Regions from separate parts of the Homo sapiens genome. Here region 2 is linked to region 1. A link is a contact called in ENCODE Hi-C or POLR2A ChIA-PET data. All regions are on one chromosome and are shown on one strand. The core of a region is the stretch at or near the end of the contact, and the rest is flanking DNA. Distances in the headings are between cores, read along the strand shown. Region 1 overlaps SH3RF1 (SH3 domain containing ring finger 1). Region 2 overlaps SH3RF1 (SH3 domain containing ring finger 1).

What was found. Hi-C counts contacts between places; a loop is a spot of excess contacts on that map. ChIA-PET counts read pairs that join two places held with the same protein, here RNA polymerase II (POLR2A). Pooled maps may share reads with other maps.
Region 2: a map of PC-9 shows a loop between it and region 1 (2.2-fold over the local background). The contact joins two enhancer-like sites. A Hi-C loop is called at or near these places in 1 of 168 maps with a recorded cell type or tissue (PC-9), 5 of 37 single-sample maps with no recorded cell type and 5 of 50 pooled maps. POLR2A ChIA-PET finds 5 or more read pairs at or near these places in 1 of 52 experiments (GM12878).

Annotation. Positions count from the first base shown.
Region 1 is chr4:169,177,344-169,182,405 of GRCh38, forward strand. The region is part of intron 2 of SH3RF1 (SH3 domain containing ring finger 1); the gene reads right to left. Among named protein-coding and RNA genes, the nearest start is that of SH3RF1, 91 kb to the right of the region's middle. Within about 2 kb of position 2,973, at least 3 of the 41 ENCODE cell types and tissues checked have a DNase peak (open chromatin) inside an H3K27ac peak, as active enhancers do.
Region 2 is chr4:169,222,485-169,227,546 of GRCh38, forward strand. All of the region lies in intron 2 of SH3RF1 (SH3 domain containing ring finger 1), which reads right to left. Among named protein-coding and RNA genes, the nearest start is that of SH3RF1, 46 kb to the right of the region's middle. RefSeq lists an enhancer at 2,613-3,812. Within about 2 kb of position 3,092, at least 7 of the 41 ENCODE cell types and tissues checked have a DNase peak (open chromatin) inside an H3K27ac peak, as active enhancers do.

The DNA.
Region 1 (5,062 bases), core at 1,723-4,222:
GAGAATCTTTATAATCACCCACTTGTACCAAAGGGGACATTTTTCATTCTCTAATTAAATAAGAAGACAAATAAGCAAAGGCCAATACTTGCAAGAACAGAAACAAAGAGCTATTATAAAAGTAAGCATTGAAATTATCCCCACACTGACTTTAATGAGCACACAATAAATTTGTAAATGCAATAAAAATATATTAAATACACATGAAAGAACATTCGTAATCAATTCTGTATGTCCACATCACTGAAAGAATTAGTCTAAAAGAACTATGTTAGATGTTAGTTTTATAATTAGGCACATTTCAACTATGTGTTAACTGTCTGATCTACTAATTTAAAATAAACCATTCAAATGTGTTTAAATATCTATAATGCTTTCAAGTTGCTTACATATATGTAAACAAGTTTCCATAAAGTTTAGAGGTTAAAAGATAGAGGAAAGATCTTATATGTAGGTAACAGATATAGTTTCCTTATATTTGAATGAAAACCTTACATATGTGTATGTATATAATATATATATATATGCTCACGTTATACATACACATATATATGCATCTCATATATGTGATAGTTAAAGGCCTTGGTTCTCTCAGGCAAGATCCTTGAGAGTAAAAAAGAACTTTTTTTGGTTGGGCACGGTGGCTCATGCCTTTGGAAGTCTGAGGTGAGTGGATCGTTTGGGGTGAGGAGTTTGAGACGAGCCTGGCCAACATGGTGAAACCCTGTCTCTACTAAAAATACAAAAATTAGCTGGGCATGGTGGTGGGCACCTGTAACCCCAACTACTCAAGAGGCTGAGGCAGAAGAATCGCTTGAACCCAGGAGGTGGAGTTTGCAGTGAGCCGAGATTGCGCCAGCATGCTCCAGCCTGGGAGACAGAGTGAGACTCTGTCTCAAAAAAGTAAACAAATAAACAAAAAAAAAAAATTTTTTTTTAAATAAGCAACTATGCTTATTTAAAAAAATAAGCAACTATGCTTATTTAAAAAAATAAGCAACTATGCTTATTTAAAAAAATAAGCATTGTTATGTTTTGAGGCACAGAATCACAGGGATTTGGGGCTAAAAAACCTTAAGAATTATTTAGCCCAGCTTCCTCACATCAGGACGAGGAAGTACATTCAATGCCCAAAAGTCACACAGCTGGTTAGCAGCAAAGCCAAGACTTGGGCCCAGACCTGGGTGGACAGGGCTCTGGAACACAGGTACTTTGGTTCTGACATACTGTGGGGGCAAGAGGAGTCTGAAGGTGATGAAAATGCAAATGCACTGCCCCAAAACAGGTTAGATGAGGTATAAACTGGGATCTGAGGTGCCAAAATTTATGGGATTTAGGCCTTTCTCTCCTGAATGTAAAACCAGTCCAATCAGGCCTAGACCATGTATGCAATAAATTTGTGTTTCTTTGCTATTCCCTAATGTCTCAGTCTTTTCCCATTCTTAGATGCACAATCCATTAGATCCAGATCAACACAAACTGCTCTCCCCCAAAATGGGTTGTACTCTTGAAAATTACTTTGTAGTATGGAAGAGTTTTAGGTAATATCAAGTTACTTATTTTTCACTGATAGCTTAATACAAATGTAAAACTCCTGCCAAATGCTGGAAGTCCAGGGAAAAATACATTGCATAGTAGACCCTACCCATGTGTGCTAGGCATAATAATGGCCCCCAAAGTAGACCACACCCCAATCCCTGAACCCCATGAATCTGTTGCCTTACATGGCAAAAGGGATTTTACAGATGGAAAGATTATCCTGGCTTATCCAGGTGGGCTTACTGTAATCACAAGGGCAATTAAATCAGGGAACTATCCCAGATGGGTTGAGAGTCAGAGGGTAACATGACTAAGGGAGAATGGTCACAGAGATGCAACTTTGCTGGCTTTGAAGACAAAAGGAGAGGACCACAAGCCAAAGGATATTTCTTCTACATAAAAATGTAAATAAGGAAACATTTTGTCCTTAGAGCCACCAAAAAGTAACATAGCCCTGCCTACACCTTGATTTTGGCCCAGGGAGACCTGTGTTAGACTTCTGACCTACAAAAGTATAAGTTAATAAAATTACTTTGTAGTTTTAAGCCATTGAATTTGTTGTAATCTGTTACAGCAGCAAGAGAAAACTAATACAACCATATGAACCAATATCCAAAATTCTCATCCTTTGGCCAGTCTGAGGTTCAATACCAGACATAGTAACCAATACCAGCAACAGACATAGCCTTGTATCATACCTCTCTGAAGAACTTCCCACTCTCTTCAGGTTATATACGGATAACTTCAGTAGAATGGTGCACAGCTTGAAAACAGAAAAGAAGGCTCCTGAGAGCCCCACGCAAAGACAACACTGCGCAAACTTTGAGTAAGTTCAATTTCACTGTTTATTTTAGCTCATTCTTTGAACTACATTTGCTTCCAAGTGAAACAAAATTTACTTTGAATAAATTTTGCAGTGCTCTACTTGAAACAGCTGGTTGGACTTTTCAAAAAGCATCTTGTCAGAATTATGTATTTTTTTTCCTAAGACATATTCCACCCACTAAGTCATACCAGAAGCCTTGGTAATCATGGTGGATGGTGTGAACGCAAATCCCTTAGATTTCCATTCTGCAACAAGCTTTCTTGGAGGAAGGTGTGAATATATCAAACATCTTAGATGTAATGCTAAAGAAACCTGCATAAACTTTGGCCACATCCACTGCATGGGGACGTAAGCAGAAACAAAAGAAAAAACTTGTAGTTCCAGTGCTGAACAGCCAAAGCCAGACCATCTGCGTGACAGCAAAGGCTAAAGAAACAAATGCAGCAAAACGCAACCCAGGCTTTAACTGATTCTTTCCTTTCCAATTTCTAATACAGTATGTCCCAACTTGAAAAGGGATTACCCACGAAGAATAAAGAGGTATAGAAAAGAAAAGAAGAGTTAAACTGAAAACCTGTACAGAAAAATGCACCCAAACCGGAGAGTCTGAGGACTCGTGTTCCAAGTCCCGCTTGTATAAATACTGATCCTCCACCTCATTGAATTGTTGACATTACATAATTAGCCAGTTACAATAATAACACTGTAGCTTAACACACTGCCACAACCGGAGGAATTTTAACTACTCTAGTGAATTGCCCCTCACCAGCTACATCTGTGCTGGTCTTCAAAGCAAAAGTGCGGAAAGAAAAGAGATGGCCGTTTAGTATGCAGACTAACGCAGAGTAAACAAGGGGAGTATGGCCTATCCAGCATTTGGGTTCTTGGGGTTCCCCTACCCGCTTGTTTTTTGTTTTTATTTAATTGGTTTGGTCTTTGGTTGTTGCCTACTTAAGTAAATAATATTCAGTAAAAGCACTTCATAGACACTGTGAAATCGTTAAAAAAAATTATATTTATATCAGATTACTGTGTACTTGAAACAAACTCACTTATTCTTCAACTTCATAAACTTCAATATAAACAACAAAAAAAGTAAACCCACCACTTTTAGACACTTATTCTTTAGGCTTTTTAACTCTAACATAAACAAATAAGAAAATATTGTTAAATATCCTTAGAAATCTTGAGCACCTATTAGCATTCTCAGCACTAGCCGGACGAAGGGTTTGAAGGGTTTCACCTGCCAGCAACCCTTTCTTTTCTCTTTACTCACAAATTCGCTCTAGGGACCAGAGGATGCTGTATTCTTTTCTTAGTAAAATAGATGAAATCTGAAATGTAGCCTAACCCAGACACAGAAAAACCACATATAAAATTCGAATGTTCTTAGACATACTATACAGTGAGCCGTGCTGAAAATAATAGCCTTTCTGTGTAATTTATCCTGTTTTTCTCCTCCCTTATTTGGTACCTCAGCTTCTCATTCCTCCTAATCTGATGTCTCATACCCAAAATTCTTTTAGCCAACACTCACCTTGGGAAAGCCTTTTTTTTTTTTTTTTTTTTTTTGAGACAGAGTCTTGCTCTGTTGCCCAGGCTGGAGTGCAGTGGTGCCACCTCAATTCACTGCAACCTCCGCCTTCCAGGTTCAAGCGATTCTCCTGCCTCAGCCTCCTGACTAGCTGGGACTACAGGCTCATGCCACCATACCCAGCTAATTTTTGTATTTTTTGTAGAGACGGGGTTTCACCATGTTGGCCAGGATGGTCTCGATCTCCTGACCTCATGATCCACCCGCCTCAGCCTCCCAAAGTGCTAGGATTACAGGCGTGAGCCACCGCGCCAGCCCTGGGAAAGCCTTTTAAGTCCTCACTCCTGAAGGTTAATAAAATCTTTCAGGTCCCCAAAATCTGAGGCATCATGATGATGATACCTGAGTGTGTAAAAATCCTCCCAACACTCCTTCATCTACTTTATGTGGATAATTAATACATTCATGTCAATTTAATTCCTTATCTTGCCCAATTGTTAAAATCCATTATCTCCTTTACTCCTTTGGAACTCTTCTAAGATTATGATGCCAGAGAAGAGTGGATACTGGCCTGACAAAAATGTTCTGTTATTTATGTGCCCACCACTATGTAAATCCCCTTATCCTGCTTTATTTCTCTTCATAGTCCTTACAGTCCATCACATATCCATCTAACATATGATATTCTATTAGACACCTCTTTGAGTTTTTATTTGTCTCTCCCACCGAAATGAAGAGAGAAACCATATTTGTTTTATTTACTGCTGTATCTTCAGGGTCTGGAGCTATGCCCAGCACATAGTAGGCACTCAATTTTTGTTGCAGAAATAAATGGAGATTTTGTGACTTAAGTGGAAGAATGGAATAGAATATTTGAAATGGGGACTATTCCAGAAAATCCAAATATGCAGTTGCCATACTTAGACCACATATCCTTGATTCAATGCAATCAAATTAATAATTTTAAAGTTATTTGTGTTTTACTCTATAAATGAAAAGATAATACATTACTGCAACTGATTTGCTAAAAATAGCTGACTTTTATATGCGAATCAGGTAAAATACACTCACAAAGGAGGGTGACCCAAAAATCACTGAGCAGTTGCTTGTGCATGATAACAGAGTGTAATACAATTCATGTGTTTCAGCACATATATAATTAA
Region 2 (5,062 bases), core at 1,842-4,341, 45 kb after region 1:
TTTTATATATATATTTTTATACATATTTATATATATATATAAATCATTAACTGTTCTGTATATTTTGACAACTTCCTAAGAGGAATTTAAGATAATAGAATTTCATTCCAAATTAATAACATTGTTAAGATAAATACTGTAACAAAATAATAACAAAGTCTCCTTCAATAAAAGTGGAATAGTAATCTGAGGACAAATTTCAGTCAGTTTATTGCTTCCCTTGTTAATCTTTCACCTTCTAAAATGCATTTTACAACTAAAACTGAGAAAGAACTTATGTTAACAACTCTCTATTTTGTGACACTTTAACTTTAATGGAACATGTTTATTCCTTCCTGCTCCCAACGACACTTCCAATACATGAGTTCAGCTAAGAAAACTCAGTTCTAAAATGGCAAGTTCTCAGCTGTCTATGAAGCCAAATGGGCGGCTATAAATGCCTGTGTGGACAGCACCCCTGTCCTCGCATGGATTTTTATGAGGCACCATGTGGCACCCCTCGTGGTTTGCCCAGCTGCAGCTCTTCACAAGGCGGGAAACACATGTGACATTGCCTCCAACTTCCTCTGCCTTCCCAAGTGGCATCAGTCCTCCAACACGCAGACTCACTTTAAGGCACTGACCCTGGACCTTCCTGGGGCCTTTCTGCCAGGAAGATATAAAAGAACATCTATTCATTCCATTGACAGGTAACAGACCCTCATCAAGTGCAAGGTGCTGCACTCAACATGTAGGGATAGTAACATGCAATGGCCACTAAGCATGGATCAGAAGGGAAGATAGAAATATAAGCCACCACACCTCTCCACAAAATGCAGCACATATAATAAGAAATACACATCACATTCTATGAGAGTTCTGAGGCACTGGCAAGATCAGAGAAGGCAATGTGAAAGGGGTGGTGGCTAAAATGGCCCTAAAAGGATGGGTAGGAATTAGAGATGCAAATAAAGTACACTATGGATAGTTAAGAAAAGAGAGGGAAACCAGAGCATGAGGCAGGCAGGGAAGAGACATCCGCTCACTCATTCAGACAACGAATGTTTACTGAACATATGGTCCCAGATGTGGGGGATACACCACGACACACCATGAATAAGACAGACAGTCACTGATTGCTTGGAGCTTACTTTCTTTTTTAAAAATTATGTCCTTCTTTCCATGTTCAAATATCTAAAGGAGCTTACTTTCTAATGGGGTGATGGGCAAGCATATCAACAAATAATTATAGAAGTTAATTTCAGGTTGTGATAAGCGCAAATAAAAATAAACCAGGGTAAGAGCACAGTGGGTGGAGATAGGTAATCAATAAGAATGTGATATGTGAGCAGAGACTGGATTCAAGTGTGGAAGAGGTGATCCTAAGGAAGGGAGCCAAAAAAGCACAGGCAAAAACCCTGGGGCAGAACAGTTGGGCATATTTAAGAACAGCTAGAAGGCCAGTGTAGCTGGAAGAAAATACGTGAATCAAAGAGGTAAGAGATGTTGCTGGAAAGATAAGTACAGGTAAGAATGAATGTTTCTCCTTAAAGGCACCATTGACATTTGGGGCAGAATACTGTGGTCTTGTTGTATTTAGCATCATGGCCCTTGTGGCACTAAATGCCAACAGTACTGTCCTTGTAACAATTTAGAAGCTCCACTAATTTCTAAACACTCCTATGAGGGACAGGAAGCAGGCAGTACATCCCACTGAGAACCACTGAGACAGATCCTGTATGGCCTTGTGGTCATAAATATGATTTTGTTCTAAGTGTAAGGAAGAAGCCAGTAGAGAGCTATAAACAGAGGAAATGGCATATTGCCTATTTCTAGAAGGCCATGATCTAATTTCCTATTTTTTTTTTTTTTGAAATGGAGTCTTGCTCTGTGGTCCAGGCTGGAGTGCAATGGTGCGATCTTGGCTCACTGCAACCTCCACCTCCTGGGTTCAAGTGATTCTCCTGCCTTAGCCTCCCAAGTAGCTGGGATTACAGGCTCGCGCCACCATGCCTGGCTAATTTTTGTATTTTTAGTAGAGACGGGGTTTTGCCATGTTGGCCAGGCTGGTCTCGAACTCCTGACCTCAGGTGATCTGCCTGCCTCGGCCTCCCAAAGTGCTGGGATTACAGGCGTGAACCACCACCACCGACCTCTAATTTCTATCTTTAAAAAATGTCTCTGTCTACTATATGGAAAACTGGCTCCAGGGGATAACAGTAGCTGCAGGGGTAACCAGGAACAAGACTACTGCAGTAATGCAGGAGATTATGACAGCTTGGCTTGGGTAGGTGCTCAGATGTAATAAGATGAGGGAGATCTTGAAGACTGAGCCATCAGGATTTGCCTAATGTGGCTTCACCTAGCTAGAGCAGAGTATTGAAGAGGGGAAGTCAAACATGAGGCTGGAATGGAAAATTGGGGCCAGATTCCCTGGGGGCCTAGAAAGCCAGCCTAAGGGACATCGAGTCTCATTCTGTAACAGGGTGCCCAAGGGTTTTATACTTTAAGCAGAGTAATCCAACAGCAGTTGGGAAAGAAGAGAGACTAAAAAGAGGGAGACCAGCTCAGACAGAGAGAGACCAATTACCACATGCCTGGGAGTAAAGAGAGCAAAGCTCTGCATTGATGAATTCAAAAGGTATTACCAAGACAAGGTTAGTGCCAGTTAATGACCAGCTGACCCTGAGATTTAACCCTGGGCAACAGAGGGATGACAGGGACATGACCAAAGCAAAGCATCATGAAAGGAGAAGAGGATTTGAAAAGGAAGGTAGTATGACCTGCTTCGGCTTCAGACATATTAGGTTTGAATGCTGGCCAACTTCACAGGTAGGAAAAGTCAGCTGGATTTGTGGAACCAGAGCTCCAGCACAAGTGAGGGCTGGAGGCAATTGTTTGGGAGTTATCAGCAAGATGGTGACCCCTAAAGTCACGAGACGGAAAGAGGATCACCACCAGAGAAAAGGCAGACCTCACAAAACACCTTAGATAGAACGCTAGGGACATGAGGAAGGGAAGTCATTTCAAGAATCATGCTGTGTGCAAGAGGGTTAAAAGCACAGATGTAAAGGAGGGTAAACTGGGTAAAAGGCCAATGGATTTAGTGACTAAGAGAGTCTGGAGACTGTCAAGACTGCAGTTTCATCAAGACAGAAAGGTGACTGCAATGTTAAAGGAAGTGAGTCAGTCTGAGGAAATGTGGATGAGCCTACACTATTTTTCAAGGATTGGTTATAAAAGGAAAGTGATAAAAGTGATGGTAGCTTGAAGGAGTAGCAGAGTTGAGGGTAGGTTGGGTGAGTGTGTGTGTCTTAAAAGTAAAAATAGTTAACTTGCAGAGCTTAAAGAGCAGAATCCAGTGGAGAGATTGAAGTTGCAGGATGATATGACCCACCAACGACAAGAAAACAGAAGAGATGAGCAGAGACATGTTACCCTTAGAAAGAGGAAGAGACACCTGTTCCTCTGGCAGATAAGGGAAGATGATCAAGCAGTGGCTGCCATGTTGCTGACAGCCCCCTTAAACACAACAGAAGAGACAATGAATAAAGCTATTATATATATAGCAACACACTTCTGATAACCACTTCTAGGAGAAACAATATTCTGACTAATGCCATTATTCTACTTAATGTCGTGACATCAGAACAACCAAATGTTGTGACTCATAGTTTGTCTCTTTTGTTTAGTGCACTTAATATGAATGAAAGAGGTAGGTGGATAAGTACCTTTGGTAAGTGAATGAAGAACCCCCCAGACAATGCAAATCACGCTATAGATAAAAGAGTATATTTTGTTTCTGAAATTAATTTAAACTCCCACTTGGTTTGTCTTTCACAGTCACTTGACATTTATAATTCAGTTGCAAATTCATAAATCAAAAGCATTCTGCTTTTCATCACAGTTGTCGTGTCTACATATCAAGGTTTTCCTGGTCACCATAACACTACCATTCCACAGCAGTGAAAAGCAAAATACATGGAATGTTATAATGAAGAAAAATTTGAGGGAGCCTGATTTAAAGAAAAAAAAAAAAGAGCAAGAAAGATCAGAATACATAAACTAAGTAATTAATGAGATCATCAAAGCCCATGCTAATCTCATTTAACCATTCCTTACCCCCCTAGAAAGGGAGATACAGAAAGGCACACAACAGCAGCAAATGACTTTAGGTCAGTAGCTTTTTTAAAAATTGGCCACAGTGCACCATCAATTTTATAGGAAACTATTGTAGATAATAAAACCTATCTTTGTAAATCTATTTTACACAGTATGCCAAAACTGTCAGTGAAGCTAAAGTCTTATAATAACTGTGATTGGGATGATGAATTGAATGTGTTAGCCTAGCATTAGTCACCTAATTCTAAATCTAAATTGTACTACCTCAGTCACCTAACTGCTTTTAAAAATACATAAGAGGCCAGGCATAGTGGCTTATGCCTGTAATCCCAGCACTTTGGTAGGCTGAGGTGGGAGGATCACTTGGGGCCAAGAGTTTGAGACCACCCTGGTCAACATAACAAGACCCCATCTCTATAAAAAGTGAAAAACTAGCCAGGCGTCGGGGCACAAATCTCTAGTCCTAAATACTCGGGAGGCTGAGGCAGGAGGATTGCTTGAGCCCAGGAGGTTGAGGCTTCAGTAAGCTGTGATCATGCCACTGTACTCCAGCCCGGGTGACAGAGCAACACCCTGCCTTGAAAAAAAAACACATAAGAAAGAACCAAGAGTTTAATTAATTCCAATTAGAAAATGATAAGAATGGGAAATAACAAAAATCATTAGACTATAACATCAATCAATAACCTATTTCCAAAAAACTCTGAATTAAACACTAAAAATTTTGAAATGGCAAATGAAAAACAACTATTCTCTCTTATGTGCATTTGAAAAATGTTCCTCTTGAATAAGCTGTATTTATCACCAAATATTTCATCTTTCACTGATAGGTACATGACAAAGTGATTCATGTACTATCCATGGACTACAAAAATATGTAGTTGTCTTAACAGGTATCAGGCATAGAGTTGGAATTTATGCTTTAGAACTTGTAATGGAGCCCACAGCAATAGAATGTTTA